Regions from separate parts of the Mus musculus genome. Here region 2 is linked to region 1. The links are chromatin loops, found by intact Hi-C in ENCODE. Cell type or tissue: left cerebral cortex. All regions are shown on one strand. Each heading gives the region's core, and the rest is flanking DNA. Links, peaks and the distances in the headings are about the cores only.

The links. Hi-C counts contacts between places; a loop is a spot of excess contacts. Peaks named below come from ENCODE experiments on the same cell type or tissue, not always from the same donor. Only the 100,000 strongest peaks of a DNase experiment are listed, where the experiment ranks them.
Region 2: it touches region 1 in a loop (2.5-fold over the local background); 3 of 42 quality-filtered maps call a loop at or near these places.

The regions. Positions count from the first base shown.
Region 1 is chr17:84,178,859-84,190,237 of GRCm38, reverse strand. It overlaps Zfp36l2 (zinc finger protein 36, C3H type-like 2), which reads left to right and starts at 2,291. Exons shown (of 2, transcript NM_001001806.2): 1 at 2,291-2,594; 2 at 3,082-6,314. The coding sequence starts at 2,544. The coding sequence ends at 4,485. It overlaps Gm41640 (predicted gene, 41640), which reads left to right and starts at 7,307. Exons shown (of 6, transcript NR_166901.1): 1 at 7,307-8,718. It overlaps Thada (thyroid adenoma associated), which reads left to right. Exons shown (of 38, transcript NM_183021.3): 38 at 1-182. It also overlaps a transcript of Gm36279 not described here. RefSeq lists an enhancer at 6,438-7,790. In left cerebral cortex, for the core only: CTCF peaks have their summits at 3,303 and 4,485; DNase peaks (open chromatin) are centred at 6,609, 7,476, 8,364, 8,631 and 6 more places; H3K4me3 peaks cover 4,571 bases; H3K27ac peaks cover 6,641 bases.
Region 2 is chr17:84,089,287-84,100,665 of GRCm38, reverse strand. 4933433H22Rik (RIKEN cDNA 4933433H22 gene) reads right to left here. Exons shown (of 6, transcript NR_045458.1): 6 at 10,791-10,944. Among named protein-coding and RNA genes, the nearest start is that of Gm35551, 11 kb to the right of the region's middle. In left cerebral cortex, for the core only: no CTCF peak of the experiment used is centred there; DNase peaks (open chromatin) are centred at 3,966 and 5,319; H3K4me3 peaks cover 698 bases; H3K27ac peaks cover 2,482 bases.

The DNA.
Region 1 (11,379 bases), core at 1,099-9,098:
CAGGATTCCAGGCATACACCACTATACCCAGCATTACACTACTTTAAGATCTAGTTGGTGAGAGGGGCTGGTGGTGACAACCTTGGGAGATTAATTCTGAACAGGACCCAACCTTCCCTCTCCCCTTCCATCTAAAATGAAATAAAAGCAGTTACATGACAATAAAACCATCTCACATTGGCAGGCATGCTGTCCCAAAGCATGTTTCAGAGCAGGCTTATGTTATCTCCAAGTCCATCCTACCAAGTCTGCCATTAGCTGGGACTTACCCCAGACTTGGATCTTGGCTGGCTGTGGCCAATCTGGGAGGACAGGAGGGATGGATGGCTCCACAGGTGGGCTTGTATCTGCAATCCTGCTAGCAGTAGCTAGGGGAACGACTGCTGCATGCTTTCCTGAGAGAAACCAGGAAAACCTTAGTCACAGCCTCATGCTTACATTTGGGGTCCTTTCAGCCACAGAACCCAGCAGTAATAGGGGCAAGAGCAACGTGGGTGGGAAGAGTGAAGCAGCCATCTTCCCTAAGTCACTACACTTGAGGGTCCTAAGATCTGGGTGGCCCCTTGCTCAGACCACAGCCAAAAGCCAGTTTGCTTTAATATATAAGATGGTGAGGGCTTTGTTCCTTTATAGGGGTATGGTCTCACTCTCACACTAAGCTGTGCAAGGCTAGCCTAAAACTCACCACAGTTTGTGATTAGTGCTAGGACTATAGGCATGAACCACCGTACCCAACCCACTCAGCACTACGTCCAAGACACTACAGTCTTCTGGCAGCCATTGGCTCTACCTACAGGGGCAGCATGCACTGCAGTGTGGCCAAATGCACCTGGACTCAGGAGCCTTTGAGTGACAGATCTACCTCCTTAGCTTCAAGGTTAACTGATACAGCCCAAGTGCACACTGGACTGGGTCAACCAGACAGGAAGAGCAACATGGGAAGGATGTAGTTGGTCAAGCAGCCTTCTCTGGCAACTACTGGGCCTTCCACCCAGGGCAACCCGGACTGCCAGCTGGGTGAATTCATGGGCCCAACTCCAGCTTTTGGCAGCCAGTATGAAGTGTAGGGATAAAGGGTTCTGGACCTGACCAGATGGGCCTCACGGGGTGGGGGTGGGGGTCGCTAGGTGTGTGGAGGTGTGTGTGTGTGAGACCCCTCTCAAAAAGAGCCAGGGGCCTTCTGGGACTGCTTTTTCCATGGAAAGCTGGTAGGAGTTGCACTAAAGGCAACCGAATGAGGACCTCTTTCCCCCAACCTGGGTGGTGGTTCAGCAATCACCGCCTCGCCTCCGGCAGCTCACACAAAGCTTAGATTCAATGCCGCGCCTCCCACAGCAGAAGGAGGAAGGTTGCAGGATTCGACAGGCCAAGGCTGTACAGGCGGGAAGCCTTGGCTAGGAGCTGCACCCACATCCCCGAGAGGAGGCCAGGCCAACCAGCAGGCACAAAGGTGAAGGAAGTGACTTCCTCTATGTCCACACTGCTCCTCCGACTTCCCTCTAGTCCCCTGGAATAGGCTTTCCCGCCCCGGACACCCCGCGCCACTCGGCGCCTTTGGCCCAGGCTCAAGGTCTTGTGATGTGATTAGCAAAGCCAGCGCCTTGTCCTCAGACACTCGGCTCTGCCCCACAGGCCGCAGCGCTCAAGTCCTGTTTACTGAGCCTGGGCGGGGAGAGGGGCGGAGAAACGCGCCAATGCTCCTCCAGGCTGGCCGCTCCCGCCCCCACCCCTACTGCGTCTCCACGTGCAGCCGGGCCGGAGCTGCCACCTACGGGACAGGCCGCGACCCCCGTTCCTAGTCCCAAGCAACTTGGCCAAGCGCACCATTGCTGTTTTGCTGTTCCCGCGCGCGGAGCAAAAACTAGGATGGGAGATAAAAGCTGCGCCAGTCGGCCCAGCCGGATCGGGCGAGGAAAGGCACGTCCCGGGTAGCCCCGTCCTGGGCAGATAGAACGTGTACGTGCTTTCCAACGTTATACTCGTAGAGGCGGAGGAGAGCGAGGTATTCCCGCCGCCGCCACCCAGCAGGACCCAAGGGGGCCGCACGCCCCACGCCGCTCGGGACGCCCAGGCTGCCCGCCCCTCCCCTCCCCTCTCCTCCCCTCCCCCGAAGGGGAAAAATTGGCGGCGACCAATGAGAAGCCGAGAAGGAGCCTGACGTCCGCGGGCTGGCGGGCGGCGTTGCCTGGAGACCCCGGCCGGTCAGCGTTCAGTCCCCTCCCCCGGTGCGCTTTGCCCCGCCGCCGCGCCGCTCCGGGGCTGTATAAAGGGCGCACGCTCTCAGGTCTCCGAGTTCCACCAGTCCGCGAGCTGCCGACGGCTCGGGCGGGGGGCGGGCCGGGGCGCCGAGCTGCGCTCTCGCTTCTCCTCTGCCCCCCACTCCGCGCCACGGCCTCCCGCCGCCGCTTCCTCGGCCGCACAAGCACAACTTTCCGTCCCTCCTTGGCCCTCGCCCGTTATTCATCTTGGTTCGAGTCTCGCCGTACCGAGGGCACCTCCCAACCTCCACGCTTGCAATTTCGACCATTACAGGACCCAGAAAAATGTCGACCACACTTCTGTCACCCTTCTACGATATCGACTTCTTGTGCAAGGTAAGCAGGCAGCCGGAAAGGATGGCGGACGGCCTGGAACCCTTTGGAGTTCCGAGACTTGCCGCCGGGCCGGGCCGAGGCGGGAGGGACCCTTCCAAGTTGACTTTGCGGGTGGAGGGAAGTCCTGGAGTTAGCAGGACTGTGTGCTTGCGACTGTGGGCGTGGAGAGAGCGAGTAGCGGCTGGAGCAGCCGTGCTCCTCCCGAACCGACCGCGGCCACGCTGCCGGGACTTCCCGGACAGCGTTTGCGCCGCCCACCCCGTGGCCACGGGCCCAGGATCACATGGCTAGACCCGGAGCGGCCGGGGTGGGCGTCCTCCACTCTCTCCGGCCTGCGTTTTGCGAGTGTAGCGGTGGAGGCTGAATCGGATCCCACCAGAAACCCCAACAAGTGGGCAGTTGGGACTAGGGCGTTCACTCTGCAGTTAGCCCCGACTCTCTTCCCCATCCGATTTTCATCCCGCTCCCGCTCCCCTCCCTTTGGCAGACGGAGAAATCCCTGGCAAACCTCAATCTGAACAACATGCTGGACAAGAAGGCGGTAGGGACGCCCGTGGCTGCTGCCCCCAGCTCGAGCTTCACTCCGGGCTTCCTGCGACGCCACTCCGCCAGCAACCTCCACGCGCTTGCCCACCCTGTGCCCAGTCCGGGCAGCTGCTCGCCGAAGTTCCCGGGCGCCCCTAACGGCGGCGGCAGCAGCTGTGGCCCCGCAGGCGGAGGCGGTCTGGCCTCCTACGGCCAGCTCAAGGAGCCTTCGGGGGGCAGCGGCACGGCGCTGGTCACCAAGGAGAGCAAATTTCGGGACCGCTCGTTCAGCGAGAACGGGGAGCGCAGCCAGCACCTCCTGCACCTGCAGCAGCAGCAGAAGGGGGGCAGCGGCTCCCAGATCAACTCCACGCGCTACAAGACGGAGCTGTGCCGGCCCTTCGAGGAGAGCGGCACGTGCAAGTACGGCGAGAAGTGCCAGTTCGCGCACGGCTTCCACGAGCTGCGCAGCCTCACCCGGCACCCCAAGTACAAGACAGAGCTGTGCCGCACCTTCCACACCATCGGCTTCTGCCCCTACGGCCCGCGCTGCCACTTCATCCACAACGCGGACGAGCGGCGGCCCGCGCCGTCGGGGGGCGGCGGCGCCTCCGGGGACCTGCGAGCGTTTGGCGCACGCGACGCGCTACACCTAGGCTTCGCCCGCGAGCCGCGGCCCAAGCTGCATCACAGCCTCAGTTTCTCCGGCTTCCCGTCGGGCCACCACCAGCCGCCGGGGGGCCTGGAGTCGCCGCTGCTGCTCGACAGCCCCACATCGCGCACGCCGCCGCCGCCCTCCTCCTCGGCCTCGTCCTGTTCCTCCTCGGCTTCTTCCTGCTCTTCCGCCTCGGCGGCCTCCACGCCCTCGGGCGCCCCGACGTGCTGCGCCACGGCGGCGGCGGCCGCGCTGCTCTACGGCCCCGGGGGCGCGGAGGACCTGCTGAGCCCCGGAGCGCCGTGCGCCTCCTGCTCGTCCTCCGGCGCTAACAACGCCTTCGCTTTCGGCCCGGAGCTGAGCAGCCTCATCACGCCGCTCGCCATCCAGACCCACAACTTCGCCGCCGCGGCCGCCGCCGCCTACTACCGCAACCAGCAGCAGGGCCTGACCGGTCCCGCGCCACCCCCGGCACAGCCCCCCGCGGCCCCCGCGCCGCCCTCCCCGCCCTTCGGCTTCCAGCTGCCGCGCCGTCTGTCCGAGTCGCCCGTGTTCGACGCGCCCCCCAGCCCCCCGGACTCGCTCTCGGACCGCGACAGCTACCTGAGCGGCTCGCTGAGCTCCGGCAGCCTCAGCGGCTCCGAGTCCCCCAGCCTGGACCCTGGCCGTCGCCTACCCATCTTCAGCCGCCTCTCCATCTCCGACGACTGAGGCAAGGGGGCGCCCGCGAGGGGTTGGGAAAGGCACAGCGGGGGCCACCGGTTGGGGAGGGCGACACTGCGGCAGACTTGGAGGCCCCTCCGAGCACTTGGACTCGAACTCTGCCGGAAGGGGCCCCGCCCCTACCCTTTCGGTTCTCTCGTTTTTTTTGTTTTTTATTATTATTTTTATTATTATTATTATTGTAAAGATTCGTTCTTGTTGATAAAAGCCAACGAACTTTTTCGTATGGATGAACAAAATATTCACAACAGGGCGGTTGTGATGCGGAAAGAACAAAAGATACCAAACACTTAGGTCTCAGATGAGTTTGAAACTCTAGTTTTAGAAGAAAAAAATCAGCCCAGCACCAGCAGCTACCAACCACCATTCCATCTCTTCTTTCACTCGAAAGCCTTAGAAACAGTCCAGATGTGAGAACTCTTGGAAGGGGTTCCAAGACCAGTGTGAGCCAGCCGGCTGCCACCTCCCTAAACTATAAGCTTCTAGAACTCAAAATAATGCCAGGAACATGCCTTGATTCGAGTCGCTCGCTCTCAGCCTCCTTTGTGGTGGTTGTTTACCTTGTTTTTGTTTTTTAGACAAAGTTCTGTATGTCTGGGGGTGGGGAAGCCCTTGCATTCCAAAGTTTGATAACGGGCTCATTGCCACCACGTAGTGTGGGTGTTTAGCTTAGAACCATTTCCTCTGCTCTCTGGAAGCTATGGGCAGAGCTCAGTTCATAGTTGTTGGGAAATAAGTGCTTCATTTTTAGTTGTTCTGAGTTGATCCGCACCACTGCACCACAACTCAATATGAAAAACTATTTAACTTATTTATTATCTTGTGAAAAGTATACATTGAGGATGTTGTCCATACTGTATTTATCGAGTATGATGAAAGCAATAGATATATATTCTTTTATTATGTTAAATTATAATTGCCATTATTAATCGGCAAAATGTGGAGTGTGTTCTTTTCACAGTAATATATGCCTTTTGTAACTTCACTTGGTTATTTTATTGTAAATGAGTAAGAAAAATCTTAATTTAAGAGATTGTATGTAATATTTATTTCATTAATTTCTTTCCTTGTTTACGTAAATTTCGAAAGATCGCATGAAGAAACCATGCAATCTTGATGCTGTGGAAGTGGTTTGAGGAACATTTTGAGGTTTTCTTAGAATGTATAATGGTTGTAGCCCATCCAACTTTAAAGAGAGAAAGGTGAGACTGCAGTCAGGCTCACGTGTGGCTTGCTTCTCTACATCCAGCTTTATAAACCACCAGCTCTACTGTGACATTGATTATAGAGACATGTAGCAATAATGGGGGAAATGGTCTCAGTGCCTTCATAGGGCCCGAACTTGCCTTAAATCTTTCTCAACCAGATAAGTATTTCATTCGTGCTTGAGAATTTGAATGTCGGACGGGTTCACCTGCACAAAAAGAAAAGATTTTTTACCACTTTTTTTTTACTATAGCTATGAAGTGAAGAGGCCACATCTTAGCGCTGAAATGTTGGTGGTACATGAATATGCCTTGTTCAATGACAGTCCAAAAACTTGTACTATTATTTTTCAATGTAAAGAGGCAGGAATGTCTCCGGCTTTCCTGGATGGCAGATAAATGAGCAGTTGTTTAGTTTGTATGTAGGTACAGTTGGAGCACCGCGTGTGCACTCTGGACTACTTTGACAGAAGTAGGTTTTTGAATGTAACAAGATTAAGTCAACTTGAGTTGTAATATATTTTGGGGAATCAGTTCACTACAAATTGTGACTGTAAACATTGTACTGTAAATGTTTTGTAGTTTCCCCCAATAAAATTTTTTGGAAAAAAACTCTTTGAGTAATGGTTGGGGGGGGGGGTTGTTTGTTTTTAAACTAGGTCTCCTGGCCGGGGCAAGTCTGGGAAGGGGTGTGTTCAGGAGGTGGGGAGCTGGCAGTTCTGGATAGAGCCTGCATCCACTTGTACCTGTGTTTGTTTTCAACTGAAAGTAATTATTTGGCTGTCAAGGGCATTTGTTAGCTGTTCCCTTTGGTAATAAGATGCATCCCTGTGTTGGCTGACTGGTTGATGGCAGGGCCTGGCGGGAGACCGCGAGGGGTGTGGCCGGCCTGTGAGTCACCCAGTGATCACGTGGATGCTCTGGCTGCTGAAGGTCCGATTTTTCCCCAGTATGCCTGACCTGGGCTTGTAGCCTGGACAGGGAGGTCTGGGCCAGGCGTTGGTAGCTGGGCTCGGGTTTTGCTTGGACTTTGGGAGGCTGGGGGCATGTCCTTCAGAGAGGGAGGGAGGAAGATGAAGCCGGTTAAACTTCTATCTGGGTGATGTTTGTTTACACAGACAACTTCCTCTGGGAATAAGCACATTCAGGCTATTTATGCAAAAGGAAGAGGCCAGAAAGCAACTTCATCCGGGCTTCTACCGAAGGCAGGCAAGCCGCCCTCAGTTTGCCTGCCTCCAAAGCTTAGGAAGTAAAATCGTTTGTGCTTTTGGGGTTTTTTTGTTGTTTTTACCCTGCTCGTTTTAAAACAATCTTTTAAACTCAGAAGAGTTAGGTTTTCCTACCCCACCCCCATACACAGTTCAGACACCTTTTCCAAAGTAGGCAAGAGTTTGGGTTCTATCAACCAATCCTTGCCCGGCTCTGGTTGGTTGCCCCTGCCTTGGCCAGGGTCTCCTGTGACTCACAGCTGGGGGGTGGACTGGGGGCCCTGTCTGAGGGATGCTCCAAGCTGGGCAGCTGTTTCCAGTTAAGGAAGATGGAGCTGGTGCTCACTGGAGCAGACTTTTTTTTTTTTTTTTTTTTTTTTTTTTTTTTGCGGGGGTGGGGGTGGGGTGCTTGCTTTCGAAGTTGTCCCAGATGTTTGGCCTTGGGGGGTTGGAGGGAGCCGGAGGCCAAGAAGGCCTGGGGCTGGGTGAAGCCCCTGCAGCTCCGTGGCCTCCAGGCCATAAAGAATGCAGCCCGCGGAGGAAATGGCCCCACAGTGGAGCTATTTAGGCCCGGCTTTCATTTCAAAGACCTTGTTTCCACTTCATTCTCAAATTATTTTTCTAAACAAGTACTTTTGATCAGCTGGAATGTTGGACTTCTCTTTGGGGTAAGCCACATTCATTTTTTAAAACTGCTCTGAAAGCCCAGAGCTGGGGCTCTGGAGTTCTGTGTTTTGGCTCGCATTGTGGGGAGCTTGGAAAGGTAGGTGGTCATTCATTCACAGGTTTTCTCACCCACACATCAGTGGGGACGTTGGATCACTGTGCCTCGGCAGTGCCCAGAATCAACCGTGTTTACTTGAATACCCTTAGGACAGTGTCTTTGTAAATCTGGGACCTAGAAGTAAAACTTGGAGGACTAGCCACCACAGGCTACAGAGTGGAGCTAAAAGCAGGGAGGCCGGAGGCTTAATCTAGATGGGACTCATCCTGAGCCGTTGTGGGTCCAGACCGGAGTGAATCCAAGAAGCCCCCACACTGCCTGCTGGGAGACTGGGGTGGGTATACACCACCGTAGAAATCATTCCGGAAGGGTGCCACATACAAGTGCAGGTCTTCTGCGCCTTCTGTCTGAATCTCCTGCTATCCATGGGAAAAGCAGCAGGCACAATTGAGAAACTGGGAGGAGATGGAGGATTGAGCGAGCCTGGAAGGGCCTTGATGCAGGAAAGACATGCTGGGCAGGCTCTTGGAACTGCCAGGTCTGCTCCTAAGAGTCTCAGGAAAACCCTGGGGTGGAGAGCCTGCTGGAGAACACTAAACCTAGGGAGGAAAGCCACCTGCAGATGCCACCGCTGTCCTCCAGCTTAGTTCGCGGTGACAAACGAAGGCGGAAATGACTCGCCCCCAGTGGTTTCTTTAAAACCGGAAGTTGGGTCTCTGCAGCCCTTTCAGGCTGACCAGCTGTTGGACTGAGGCCAGGCAAGCTCCTACCCATTGTTCCTTTGCCTGCTTGTTGAGTCTTTGTAACAGCAGATCCTCCTGCCTCAGCCTCCAGCTGAGCCGGGACTACAGGTGTGCCGCGCATGCCCAGCTCCAATCTCATTCCGCTGTTTACTATCACCACGGAGGCTGCAATGAGCATCAGACACCCAGGGCCGGCAGCTCGTGATCTGAGCTGCTAGCAAGCCAAAGGAGGAGGAAAGAGAAGAAAAGAGGAAGTTGAGGCACAGCAGGAAGACAGCCAGAAGAGCCAGAAAGTGCAAGAATGTTTGTGGGTGTGCTTGGCAGGGCATCTCTGAAGGAAGGTGTGTGTGGGTGCCATGTGGCAAGTGGATTTGTATCTATAAGTTCTGGGTGTCCCTATGGTTGTCCAGGTGTTTATGGGTGTTGAGCTGTGCACAGTGTTCAGGGATCTGTGTCTACGATGTGTGTAATGGATGCAGGAAGGGTTGGCGGGGATGTTTCTGGAAATCCTGTAGGGGGTTATGAATATGCAGAGTGTAAGGGTCTCCCGGCGAGGATGAGTGTGGGTGTGTCTTGTGATGTCCAGACTGCCTGTGGAGGGGTGTGTGGATCTGTGTGTGACAAATCTGAGTGTGATTTGGGTTTGTGCTGTGTATGTAGGGTTTCAGAGTCTGGGGGTGGGGGTGGGAGGGAGGAGTGTCTGTGGGTGTTTCTGGTAGGGTATTGGTGTGATGTGGGGGCTGGGTGTGTGCAGGTGTGTGAATGTGAGTGCATGTGTGTGTGTGTGTTGCTCTAGTGGGTGTGCCCTGTGGTGTGAGTGAATGTGGGTTTGGGCGTGTCTGTATGTGTCCGCAGCTGTAGGAGCAGGCATGCGGGCCTTCAGTGGCTGAGGAGGAATGTTCACGTTGGGTTAGCAGTGGTGTGGGGGTGTGTCTTCACCAGTGAGGAGCAGGGGGAGGGGGGACCAACACCCACAAAGGAAAAGCAGCCTCCTTATCAAGCCTCTTTCAAGTTAAAAACTGCTTTCAAAACCCGGAAATAACTGCCAGGCTGCCATCCGCTTCCTGCTGGGTGGGAGGTGACCGCAGTCTCCAAGCCTGCAGGGACCCCAGAGCCACCTTCATTGCTGGGCACACCTGCCAAGGCTAAGCTTCATGGGCCCTTGCTGTCTTCAGGGACATTTTTAGCAACAATTCATTCTCTGGGGGGCTGAGGGAGGGGCCTTTTATTTCCATCTGGGCAGAAATAGCTCTGCCAGATAGTCTTCACCCAGAGAGGTCGCCCCCCAAAATAGAGAAAAGATGTAAGGACCCAGGACGGATGGGGAAGGAAACTCCTGAGATCGTTGAAACCAAGTTTAAAATATTTCTCTAAAAATAAGCTTTGTTTTCTCTGTGGACCTGTCTGGCACAAGGGTCCTCCCTTCAGTCAGGGTGCTTCGCTGACCTGGGAAGCCAGGCGGAATTTTATTTTAAAAAGCAAGTGTTTCCCAGCTGCGGCCTTGGAAAGTTCTCTGTTTTCCATTTATTAAAACTCCTAGTTTCCGGCTAATTAAAATTATTTTCAAATAAAACTCTGTAGCCCAGCAATATTTGATGAAACACAGAATTCTCAGTGACCCTCCGCAGGAGGCTGGGCCAGCTGTGGCCAGCCTGTGTCTCCTCTACTGGGCTCAGGGCCTATTTTATCCAGAAGAGGAATGGGCCTGGACCATAAATTCCAGCAGCCATAGCAGGCCCCATAAGCAGCTCAGAATACTTTACTCTCTTGTTGGCTGCTGTGCTGTGCTGTGCTGGTGCTGAACCCCAGGGCCTGGTCAGTGTCGGGCCAGTGCTTACCACCAAGTCACATCCCCAGCACTGAAGATTCAGGGTAACTGGGAAGCTGCTGCCCTCCCCCAAGCCACTATCAATACCACTAACACCATGGGCAGAGGGTCCACTTCGAGAGAGACACATAGGCTGCATCAGTTTTAATCCCAACCCTCGGGAGGCAGAGACAGTCAGGTCTCTTGTCAATTCGAGGCCAGCCAGGTCTGTATACCTGGGCATATTCAGGGCATAGTGAGACCCTGTCTCAAAACAAGGCAGGGGGAGGAGGCAGGTGAATTGCTACTCACTCCTCCCTCGTCTCCACGACCTAGAGACCCTTGAGACTTCAGAATGAGTGAGGTAGATCAGTATCTCAGAACTTGACACATAAAGTACCTAGCAGAAATCCACAGCCACCTGTTATATTAATGGTTGAGAGAGACAGCTGTGGGGTACACACACTGAGGGTGAGGCAGAGCTTGCAGGGACTCACCTGCTGGCAGATCCCCTGTTGGGCACCCAGCAGAGAGGCAGGGCCTGTCCTTTGTCCCACAGATAGTTCACCGTGTCTGGTAAAGAGTAAGTCTAAGTCGATAGCTGCTGCCTTTAGGGAGTGTACAAATGAGGGTGTCTCCTGGGAGCATCAGCACCTCGTACCTTTCTGTAGTTGAAAAAGTATCCATTGTATGGATATCCGGCCGTCTGTTTAACAGTCACAAGATGGTGGACACATGGCGGCTGTTTCATGGTACTGCTGGGGGCAAACAGGTCCTGGTTTGTTGGTAATGTATGGTTTCAACCCCGTGGGGCATACCATGTTTGATCAACCCCAGAGGCTCACACGTGCTAGGGCTTAGCTCTACCCTATGGCTGAGCCACGCCCCCACGCTCACATACTTGAGGTAATATGGTAGATTGGTTTGTTTGTTTGTTTGTTTGTTTGGGCTGTTGGATGGTACTGACGTCTAAGGCATGCAAGCATTCCACCGTCATGCTACATCCCTTAGCCAAATCAGGTATTTTATGAATTGTTTTATTGAGGCTGGTTCTCTCGACTAGCCTGGAACTCACTCCAGCTGGTCTTGAGAGATAGTGGTGGGATGATCAGGAATTCAAGGGCATCTTTAGTTGTATAGCAAGTTCAAGGCCAGATTGGGTTCCAAGAGACCGTGCCTTGAAAAATCAAGAGAA
Region 2 (11,379 bases), core at 1,379-9,378, 90 kb after region 1:
GCCCGAGGACAAAGGCTTGATCTGGGTCCACATGTCACTTGGGACGCTCTTGGAGCAAGAGGAGGGGCAGAGTGAAGAGCGGGGAGGAAGAAAAGGAAGGGGGAAGGAGCTCTCACCGGAATGCCTTTTTATGCTGGAAGCAGAGGTTGACTGTGCTGGACACATGCCCCACTGCCCTCGAGGCCCAGGTGGTGACTGACTCTTAGGGGACAGACGGATAGCACAGAGGCTAAGAAGGGAGACGCTTTGGGTGTCTCCTCCAAAGTGTGGCCAGACTCCTCTGCTCCTTAGTCCTCTCCGGTCACCTTAATAAAATACCCAAACTGGGGTGGTTCATTGATGGCTGACATTCGCTGCTCTAGCACTGGAGACTGGGAGTGCTGGGTAGGGATGGAGCAACGATGATTTTAACCAAGACCACTCTTATAGAAGGCCTTGCCCCCACCAGAAACGTCATGCGCTTGAGTGGAGCTGCTCTTCCAGGAGAGTTCCCATGCCCAGGACCAGGAGAGGACCCCATCCCAACATGAGACATGTAATACCAGACACAAACCAGCCTGGGACCTTTCTCCAAGCCGTAGCAAGAAGCCTGCTCTGAGGATGGGCGCAAAGAAGGGCTTCTGGGTGCTCGCTCACTCTGCCATGGACCATCCAAGGTCAAACAGCCCGCTCAGTGTGCCCTGGTGAGGGAGGACAGCTGTTCACCTCAACCCAACTCAGGACTCCGTGCCAGCTGTGCGTCAGCGACTCTGCTAAGTGCCAGAGGGAGACAATGCAGTTCCTTTCCTCATGGGGTTAGAGGCTACTTAGGGTTCACTGGTGGGTCAGTGTTTCTCCCAGGCTGTGAGCACAGCTCGGTGAAGGCTTAGCAAGCAAGCAAGCCCCCTATCTTACTCATCTCGTTGAGGAAATACTAGTAATCAACTTGAAATATTCAGGGCTAAGAAGTGTGTGCTTGAGAGTAACGGACCCATTGAAGCACACAAGGCAAGATTCAGACTGTGGGCCTCTGTACGTGGGCCTGAGTGTGTTCACTAACTAGCCTTGGCTAAAGAAGAACCCCATTAGCTCTGGCCTGAGTGTGTGATACTCATGTAGTACTGATGTGTAGTGCTGACGTGTATTGACATGTAGTTCTGACATGTAGTATTGACATGGGATACTGACATGTAGTGTCGACATGTAATATTGATGTGTAGGCTGTAAAATCTACGTGGTCTCCGCTAGCTTCCCCTTTTTGTTTGTTGTTTTCTTTTACTTTTTTGAGTAAAGTTCTCTTGTAGCTCAGGCTGGCCCTCTCACTTGCTATGGAGCTAAGGCTTACCCTTAATTTTTGATCCTTCCGCCTTCACATCCCAAGTCCTGGGGTTATCACCACCACATCTGGTGTTTGTTTGTTTGTTTGTTTTCTCCTGTTTTTCTCAATTCAGTCTACGCACTGATCATTTCTCTGTCCTTCTCCCCCACCCCAGCCCCCACCCCATCAGCACTGGAATCCATGGGCAAATGACTGGACTCCAGGTTTAGGGAGCATTCAGTGTTCACAAACCATAATGTTAGCTGATCTGAGATTCAGAGGCTAGTAATTCCCTTAAGGATTGTCAAACCAGTTTGGGGTTCACAAAGTGCTTTGATGGAAGATACCTGCCTTTGAAGGCAAGTGCTTCTGGGAGGGAACGTGGTAGGGGATGGGGCTGCAGGCAACAGGAGGTGGGTACAGTGACTGAATGTGGGGATGCTGGCCCTGCGGTTTACATGTGTGTCCGGGATGCTTCAGCAGCCTCCAAGGCTAGCCCAAGGGATCACTGACGTGCCGCTTTCCCCAGATTCGCCCATGATTTATGCTTCTGAAAACATCTGAGGAAAAGTTAGACATCTTTACCTTTTTGCTTCAATTACTTCAGGCGAGATTCTCAAGGATGCTCTTTAATATAGTCTGCTTTCCTTTCGGTGAAGCCGTATCCCGTATCTGGTGGGCTATTCTAGCTTGTAAATACAGCCGACTTTGCGGGAGTCAGCTAGGCTTATGATGCTGTGCTGGTGTCCTGACCACTGGGGGATGCCTGAGCCCCAAGCCTTGTCAGAACTGTGTTGACCTCAGGAGCCCTGCTTGGGTTTGCTTTCTGCTGGACAGCTGGTCTGTGCTCTCAGAGGCCCGGCTGGGCCTTGGCTGGACTCTGTTTTATCTTGTTTCTCTCCGCTTTGTTCTGGAATTTTCTGTGCATTTTCCCCAATCCACAGATATGACTGTCATAGGGTATTGGCTTTCCAGTGTCTAGCACGGTATGTTGGCTACAGAGTTAGCTTGGTTGGGCCCCCTCTGTGCCTTGGAGGTCAGAATGGGCTCCTTAGCTAACAAGGGAGCTTTCCCATCTTCATCTTGCCAGGAGGACCGAGGCTCTATGGCGGTCTGGCTTGCTGTCCTATGGTCCTGCTCAAGACTGGAAGTCTTAGGCAAAGGAAACATTTTCCAGAGCATGGCTGAGAGGGACAGAACGTCTCAAGGAGATGGGCTGGGTTGGGCTGGGCTGGGCTGGGCTGGGCAGGCAGGGTTTTGGAAAGCCCCTGCTTGTTCTGGGAGCTGTTCAGAACCCTGAGGTTTCAGAAAGCCATGGCGGCTCGTCACAACTGTTGCTGCACTGAGGAGGAGGAATGGCCTGGTGCCTAATGCCTTGGGTTTAGAGGGAAAGGTGAAGCCCAGCCTTGCCAACCTGGAACCTGGGCTTCTGCTGGGCCTGGGGGAACACTGGACTTTGAAGAGGAATGGAGCCCTCAGGCCAGGGCCTCTGAATGGTGAGAGAGTGTTGCCATGATCAGCCATGACTCAGGTTTGGTGGGCAGTGGCCTTGACACAGCCATGAAGGCTTTGGGCCTGGTCTCTCAAAGACACCTCAGATGGAGCTGGTAGGGGAACCCCCATAGGTCCCATGAACAGAACATGCCAAAGTCTTTTGCAGTACAAGGAGAGGTCAGGGTTTTAATACGAGCCTTGGTCCAGGGCTTTGAAGTCAGGGAGGGTTTAGGCTTGAGGAAGGCCAGTGTCTCAATCTCTAGCAGCTTTTTCTTTCTTCTGCTCCGCTTTGCGCACAACCAGCATGCCCAGGGTCCAAGCAGCCCTGCTCTGTGACCGTGGCCTGTCACTTCTGAAGATTGTCTTCTCACCCATGAACTGGGGCGGAGCGCTGAGCCACTTTTGCGGCGGCTTTCAGAGAGCTTCCAGAGGGCTTGAAGAACAGGAAAATGCAGATAGATGTCCAGCCTACCGCTTCACTTTAAAAATAACGTTGTTTATCGTTACCGTGGGGTAGGGAACATGCTTGAGGGGTGGTGCACATACGTGGAGGTCTCTGCTTCCATGGTTAATAAGGGTCACAGGGATCGAGTGGAGGTCTCCAGGTTTAAAAGCAAGCACCTTTATCCACGGAGCCATCTTATAGATTTGGTAAGGTCACAGTGGGCCTAGGCAAGTTTCCCCAACACTCCTCGGGGTCCTTGACTTTAACTACAGACCCGTTCTTCTTGGTGTTGTGGAGGGCCTGCCGGGTAGGGCTCTAGCCTGGGCAAGCAAGTCCATTTAAGTTCTCCTAGGAGCCAGTGTAGGCACGTGCCGTTCCCATTTCCACAGCTCGAACGTATCGGGGCCCGACAGAAACCTCGACGCTTTCAGCACCCTGTAGCCCGCAAAAGAGACCCTGCGTCCTGCCCACCCTGGCTCCTGGCTGCCCCGATCCCTCTGGGGGGCTCTGGAGGAGAGAGAACTGGGTCTCCTAGGTGCGGTCGGTCCGTTCTCCCATGGCGCTGACGTTGCCCTGCGGCCCAGCTGGCTGCAGTTTTTCCGCAATAACAATATCCCGGGGAGGGAGGAGCGGCGGGTGAATGAGCGCCTTTGTCCCCGACCCTGTGAAGGCCGATTAATTATGCGCCTCGGAGCGCGGGAGCGCGGTCGTCAGGCCCCCTGCGCGCCCGCCCTGAAAAGCCGGGGCTTGGGAGCGCGGCCGCTGGCTCCGCGCGGACGCACAAAGGGCTGAGCATTAGCAGCCCGGCAATTACCCAGCGTTTTGGACGTGTCCTTGTCTCGTTGACACCGCGCCGCCCCTCCCCAGGCGGCTGCACTTTGAGGATTTGCAAGTCCTTTCTTGGTTGCTAAGGGCGACTAGGCAGAGGGGTTGGGAGCTTGGAGGGAGGGGGGACGCCAAGCCTGCCCTGTTGGAAGTGTCACGGGCCAAAGTGGGGGAGGGGCGAGTGGGTGTCACCCCTGGGGACCTGGACCTTAGGGCTCTGAACAGGCAGATAGATTCCTGAGCGTCACCCAGAGGAGTCCCTGACTTAGTCGGTGTGGAGTGTCCTTTAAGCATCACAGATACAGTTTTTAAAAACCTACCGTGGAATAGTGAAACAAAATGTATAAATTAAAGTTGCTTGAAAAGTATTGAAATTTATTAGTGTGTGTGTGTGTGTGTGTGTGTGTGACACACGCATGTCCTCTGTGTTTTTACCACAGTGCACATGTGGATGGAGGTCAGAGGACCACTTGTGGGAGTCAGTTTTTGCTTTCTACCATGTGGATCCTGGGAGACTAACCCCAGCTCCTCAGGCTCCGCAGCAACAGAAGGCTGATGACCCTTCTCGATGGCCCTTTATGGCACAGCTCCTCAGTGTGCCTTTTGCCACATCTATGCCCTGTGCCATCCACAGCACACTGACAGAACAATCCTCGGTCCAGAATGTTCCCTGAATCCTCCTACCAGCCCCAACCTTCCAGGCTCTGCTGTTGGTGACATATCCTCTAAGTTTCATGTGGCTTTGGATTGAAGACCCATGGAGTCCTGCAATGTGTGCTGCTTTATCTCAGATTTCTTACTGGAATCCATACAGTGTATATGCAGAGTTAGTTTCCTTTATTAAACAGTTTATCTGCAGACTAGGCACCTAAGTTGTGGCTGCTGTAAGAAGAGCTGCTGTGATCATTTTGTGTTACATATGTGATCATTTTGTATACATATTTTTACCTGTGTCCTTTGGGTAAATATCTAGATGTGGAGTTGCTGGGGAAGGCATTCCGTTGTAAGAAAGCAGGCTGGTAGCCAGGCATGGTGGTGCATGCCTTTAATCCCAGCACTTGGGAGGCAGAGGCAGTGAGCAGATTTCTGAGTTTGAGGCCAGTCTGGTCTACAGAGTGAGGTCCAGGACAGCCAGGGCTATACAGAGAAACCCTGTCTTGAAAAACCAAAGAGAGAGAGAGAGAGAGAGAGAGAGAGAGAGAGAGAGAGAAAGCAGGCTGGCTTTGTTTCTCAAGCACCTACACTCTGTGTGTCTCATAGCATAGGGGAAGTGTGTCTACATTCTAGTTACTCTGCATCTGTGTCAGCACTTGGCATTGTCAAAGGTTTTGAGTTCTGCTGTTCTAACTGCTGTGACGTGGAATTTCACTGCCTGAGCTCCAAGGACTGTGTGTGCGTTGTATATATGTACACATGTGTGTGCAAGTGTACACACACATATGAAATCCAGAGGAGGACATAAAGTGTCTTTCTATATCACTCTGTCTTATTCCTCTGAGATGGGGGTCTTTCACTGATGAAAGCTTGCCATTTGGTTCAGGCTGGACAGCCAGCAAGTGTGCTCTGGGGATCTTCCTGCCTCTGCCTTCCAACACTGGGGCTACAAGCACATGGGGTGAGCGCTAGGGATTCCAACTCAAGTCCCCGTGCTTGTTCCCAGAGCCTCATGCCCACTGAGCCATCCTCCAACTCGGGCGGCAGGATCTGGCTTGAGACTCTTAAAGTATTCTGTAAGTATTGCGATATATTTAAGAGGTGCAAAAAAAGAACTAATCAAAGCCCACGCAGCCCCTCCCTTCAGTGACCCCGCCCGCTACTCCTCACCCCCATCCTGCAGTGATGGATGCTAATTTTTCACCATCTGCAGAAAAATCCTGCCTGTACCCTGCTCCCTCACCCCCACAGTCAGGATCATTGTTCAAAGGTGGCTGGCTAGTGACACTTCCAAGTGTGGTTGTCCTTGCTGTTGCTGTTGTCTCTGTGTGTGGTACTGGGAATCAAACCCAGGACTTTGCTCACGCTTGGTAAGCAACCTTTCCCGAGCCTGGCCCTCCACGAGGGATCTTAGCCTCAGCTTCCTGTTTTGTTTGGCCCTCAGGGTGCAGAACTTCAATGGCACTCTGTCTGTGCCATTCTCCACAAACAACCTTACTTGTCTTATTGATTTATTCATTTATTTAAAGGAATGCCCGTTCATTCATTTACCACCCAGGACCTCCATCCCTAAGTTAAGGAACACATTCTTGGATGCTGGCTGAGTGACTTTTTCTATTGCTGATAAAACACCCTGACAGAAGCAACTTGAGGAGGAAAGGGTTTGTTCCAAGATCCAGTTTATTGTGGGAAGCTCCTGGAGGCAGGAGTATGAGGCGATTACTCGGCACTCACACCCTGGAAGCTCATGTTAGACAGCTTTCCCCCCTCCTTTCTTTCTTTCTGTCTTTCTTTTTTTTTTTTTTTTTTCTTTTTTTGAGACAGGGTTCCTCTGTGTAGCTTTGACTGTCCTGGAACTCACTCTTTAGACCACGCTGGCCTCGAACTCACAGAGATCCTCCTGCCTCAGTCTCCTGAGTGCTGGGATTAAAGGCGTGTGCCACCACTAATCCACTTTAACTTTCCCCTTTTTAGGCTATCCAAGATCCAAGCAGAGTGAATAGTGTCACCCACTTTTAGGATAGGTCTTCCCACCTCAGCTAACCTAGTTAAGATAATTCCTCATAGGCATGCCTAGAAACCAGGAGGCAGAGGCCATGGAAGGATGCTGCTTACTGGCTTGCTCAACATGGCTTGCTTTGTCTGCTTTCTTATAGAATCCAAGACCACCAGCCTAGGGATGGCACCACCCACAATGGGGTGGGCCCTCCCTGATTAGTTACTAATTAAGAAAATGTTCTACAGCTGGATCTCATGGAGGCATTCTTCTCTCTCCTCTGATGATGCTAGCTTGTGTCAAGTTGACACACACAAGGAGGCAGAACAACTACCCTGTTGGGTGTGCTTTTGGTTAATTATGCGACCACCCTGTTTTATTTTACCCCATCATCTCATTCCTGTTGTTATTGTTATCGTTTTCCCAGATGAAGTTTCTCAGTGGCTTTTTCAGACACACATGACTGGCCCAGAACTCATTCTATAGATGAGGCTGGCTCAGAGATCCATCTACCTCTGCTTCTAGAGTGCTGAGATTAAAAGTGTGTGCTGGGTGCTACCACTTCCAGGCTTCACTCCATTTCTAAAGTAGATAAAAGAGAAAGGCAAGCTAAAGAGATGCCTAGAAATGAGCTGTTCTCTAAGAAGCCACCCAGGATGGAGGTGTGCCTGCCCCCCCCCCACTCCCCCCACTTCATAGAGCACTGTGTGCACCATATCCTTCAGTTGAGGAAGTAGAGCAACTAGGAGCCAGAGTTAGAGACAGTTACAAGCTGCCCAGTGTTGGTGCTGGGAACCTAACTCTGCTCTCAGGCCCTCTTCTCTCTTCTCTAGACTTGTAAAAGTCTGCCACGGTAAGTGTTGATAGGCACCAGGTTGGGCTGGGAGATGACTCAGTGGGTAAAGGCGGCTGCTGCCAAACCTGGTGATCAGGGTTTGATCCCTCGGATGCACAAGAAGGAAAGAGCTAGCTCCTGAAAGTTGTTCTCTCTTTACACACCATAAACACATACACACACACACACACACACACACACACACACACACACACACGGAATAAATAAGTAAATGTAATTGAAAAAAAAAACCAACAACAACCTAGAGATAGTTTTTCCCTCACTGTGGTTTCAATATGATTTAGGGAGAATAATAAAAACTAGAATTAGATATAATGAGGTATAATTAGCTAGTCCCAGCACCCTGGAAGCAGAAGCAGGCAGGATCTCTGTAAGTTCAAGACCAGCCAGATCTATGTAAGGAGTTCCAGGCCATCCATAGTAAAACCTTGTCTCAAAAAACAAAACAAAATGAAGAAAAAAGAAGAAGGAGGAAGGAAAAAAAAAGCGGGAGAAGGAGAAGGAGAAGGAGAGGGAGAGGGAGAGGGAGAGGGAGAGGGAGAGGGAGAGGAGAATAGATATAATTAAATGAGATTTGTAGTTCCTAGAAGGGAGAGAGATCAGCAGGAGGTAGTCAGAGAGGACTCCCTGGAGGAGGCGAAGGCCAGGATTGAATAGCATGAGAATTCTAGGACAAGCCCTCTGAAAGAGATCCCCATGGGTATCAGGGTGGTCCCCCGACTAGCGGTTCTGACTGTGAGCTGTGCAGTGCTCCAAGTGCTGGCTACAGTAGTCTGTGACTTGTTTCAGATTTATGTCTCCAGGAAGGCCAACAGGTCATAGACGGTTTTCCCACGGAGTCCTCAGGGGCCAGCCTGATGTGACGATTCACAAAGGAGATTCCTGGGTGTTCAGCCATCTTATCCCTCCCTCCAGATGCACCTACAGGAGACATTTGCCACTCTTGTGTAACAGTGTTGTTAGTACTCAGAGACTCGGATCCATATTCTTTTCTTGAGAGGACTGTCACTGAAGACAAGAGTAGTCACTCACCTCTAAAGCACTGTGGGGAGGCTGGAAGGTGATTAGTGATGGACTGAAACAAACAAACAAACAAACAACCCAGCATTTCTTTGCAGTATTGTGTGTGTGGGAGCACACATGTGTGTTCGTGTATGTGTGTGCCCGTGCATGAACTCATGTGTGCATTCATGCATCTGTGTGTGTGTATCTGTCTGTCTACATACCACATCACATATGTGAAGGAGAGAACAACGTTGGGTGTAAGCTTCACTTCTGCCTTGCTTCAGGCGGTGTCTCTCGTTCACTGCACGCACCAGGCTCCCTGGTCTTCGCTGTGTGCTGTGGTATTGCCCCCCCCCCGCCCCCCCGCCCCCCCCGCCCCCCCCCCCACCGGCGCAAGAGTCATCCTCCAAGACGGTGGGATGTTGACCTGAGGTGGAAAACACTGGCACGTTGGCTTTTGTGGGACTGTTTCTAATGAGGAGAGATATTTAGACCTGCCATGGCTTCTGCCTTTGCAGGGGCTCAGTTGTTCAATTTTTCCCCCTGGAAATTTAATAAATATGTTCTTATGGTTTAATCAGGTTGACTTCTGTGGCTTGTGCTATGTGGTGGGTTCATATATTATTTTGTTACTTTGCAGTCCTTCCCTGCTGCTGCTCAGAATATGGTATCTTCATTGAGTTAGCGAAAGGAGCCCCCTTTCTGGGTGGGCAAACTAGAAAAAGCAGTGCTTTTCCTGTGGCAGACATAGCCTCTCATCAGGACAAAAATGCTTGTGGGTGGAACGTGAGGCTAGATTTCAGGCCTTACTCCAGTCCCGCCTGTGGTCAGGCAACCTCTGTGCAGGGCACGGGGTACACAAAATCACTCATGGCGGCCAGCCTGCAAGCCAGTTGTTTTGTGGACGCTTTGTCTTCTGTCTCAAAGTCTCATTGGTCATATGAAATATCGGTCTAGGTTTTTGAGACAGTCAAAAACCTAGACCGATATTTCATATGACCATTGAGGTTGGCTTTGATCCTCCTGCCTCAGCCCCCCAAGTGCTCTGAACCTTCTGATGACCAACTTGCAGACTTCAGCAGAGTGGTTCTCAACCTTCCTAAAGTTGTGGCTCTCTAACACAGTTCCTCGTGCTGTGCTGGCCTCGCCCGCACTCCCCTGCCCCAAGCACAAAACTATTTCCTTGCCACTTTATAACCGTAATTTTGTTACCGTTAGGAATCGTGGTGTGAATATCTGATATGCAGGATACATAGTAGGTGGCTTCAGAGGAAGCCCACTCCTGATCCAGTCCCCTGCCAGTGCTGGGGTGGAGCCCATGACTCAATACATGCTCCACATACATTCCATCATGAGTTCTCCCCTAGTCTGACAGACACTCTTCCCTCTCCCATGGGACCAAAACTAATTGAGGGAGTAGAGTCAAGGTCCCGAGGGTGAGCTGACAAGGTGGTGCCTGTGACAAGGAAACCACCCCGAGAGGACTGACGACCACAGGGAGAAAGAACAGAGAGGTGCTGTGAGGGCAGGCCTCACCTATCCTTACAGCCAGGCAGCCACCGCCACCAGGGGAAGACAGTCCATGAGTAAGTCATGACTGTTTCATCTTAGGGGATACCGTGTGGGGTACCTGCACAGTGTAGGGTACCACAGAAGGCAGTGTGGGACTTGGCTGTGACTCTTTGCAGTGCATACCTAGCGTGTACAAAGTGCGGCCTGGCACCAGCACCAGGAACTAAGAAGCCATCTAAAGATATGAGCTTGTAGCAAGGCACATTTGGGTTCAGAGCTCAACTTTGCCCCTTTCTAGCTCTGTGGCCTGGACATATTAACCTCTTACAGATTTTTATTTATTTGCTTATTTAGATTAATTTTAAAGACAGGGTCTCTCCATGAAGCTTTGCTGGCCTTAAATTCAGAAATTGCTGAGACTAAAGGTGTGCCTAGCTTCTTATGGACTTTAAAACACATACATTATTCTTGGGCTCTCCTACCATTGAGAACTTAGATCTGGGCCTGGAAAGTGGTCTGGAAGAAGACCCAAGTTTGATTTTCAGCACCCACGTTGCATGGTTCACCACTGCCTATAACTCCAGCTCTAGGGGATCCGACGCCTTATTCTGGGATTGGGCACACACATAAAAGTGGTGCACCTGCCCCCACACATAAACACACAACACACATGATTGAAAAAAAAAAAAGAAAAGAAACCATGTCTGTTCTCTTTTTTCTACTTGGATGGGGATGTGGGTACACCAGAAGTTCTCTAAATGTAGCAAGTGACATAGTGACTTCTGACACAGTGACTTCATGGAAAAGCTCGTATATCTTCCGGTGGCTTCTGTTAGGATAATCACGCTGGGAGTCTTCAACTGCCACAGGAGAAAGCCAGAATCTTAGACACCTGATAGCCACGGCCACCCAGCCTGAGCCACCCATCCTTGGTGGAGCCCCCGATATGTGAACAAAGAAAACCCTGCAGCCTCTCTTGCCCCTGAGGGAGAACCACCAGGCCACCCCAGTCACCCAAATCCGTACACAAAAGAAATGATTGTCATTGTCCTACACCCCTGTTTGGGGATGGTGGGGAGGGCACAATAGACAAGCTGGCCCAGATACTCTGATACCTGGAGGCAGACCTGCTGCCATAATAAAATCTAATTATGACTTTAGGGGTGGGATGTAGGCAGTGGTTCTCAGGGCTTTGAAGGCCTATTGTTACCATTGGAAACCTGATGGTCTTCTAGGAGCCTACTGGCAAGGGGTTAAAGGGAAGTGAGGGAAATGCCATTGGAAGTTGTGGGGGA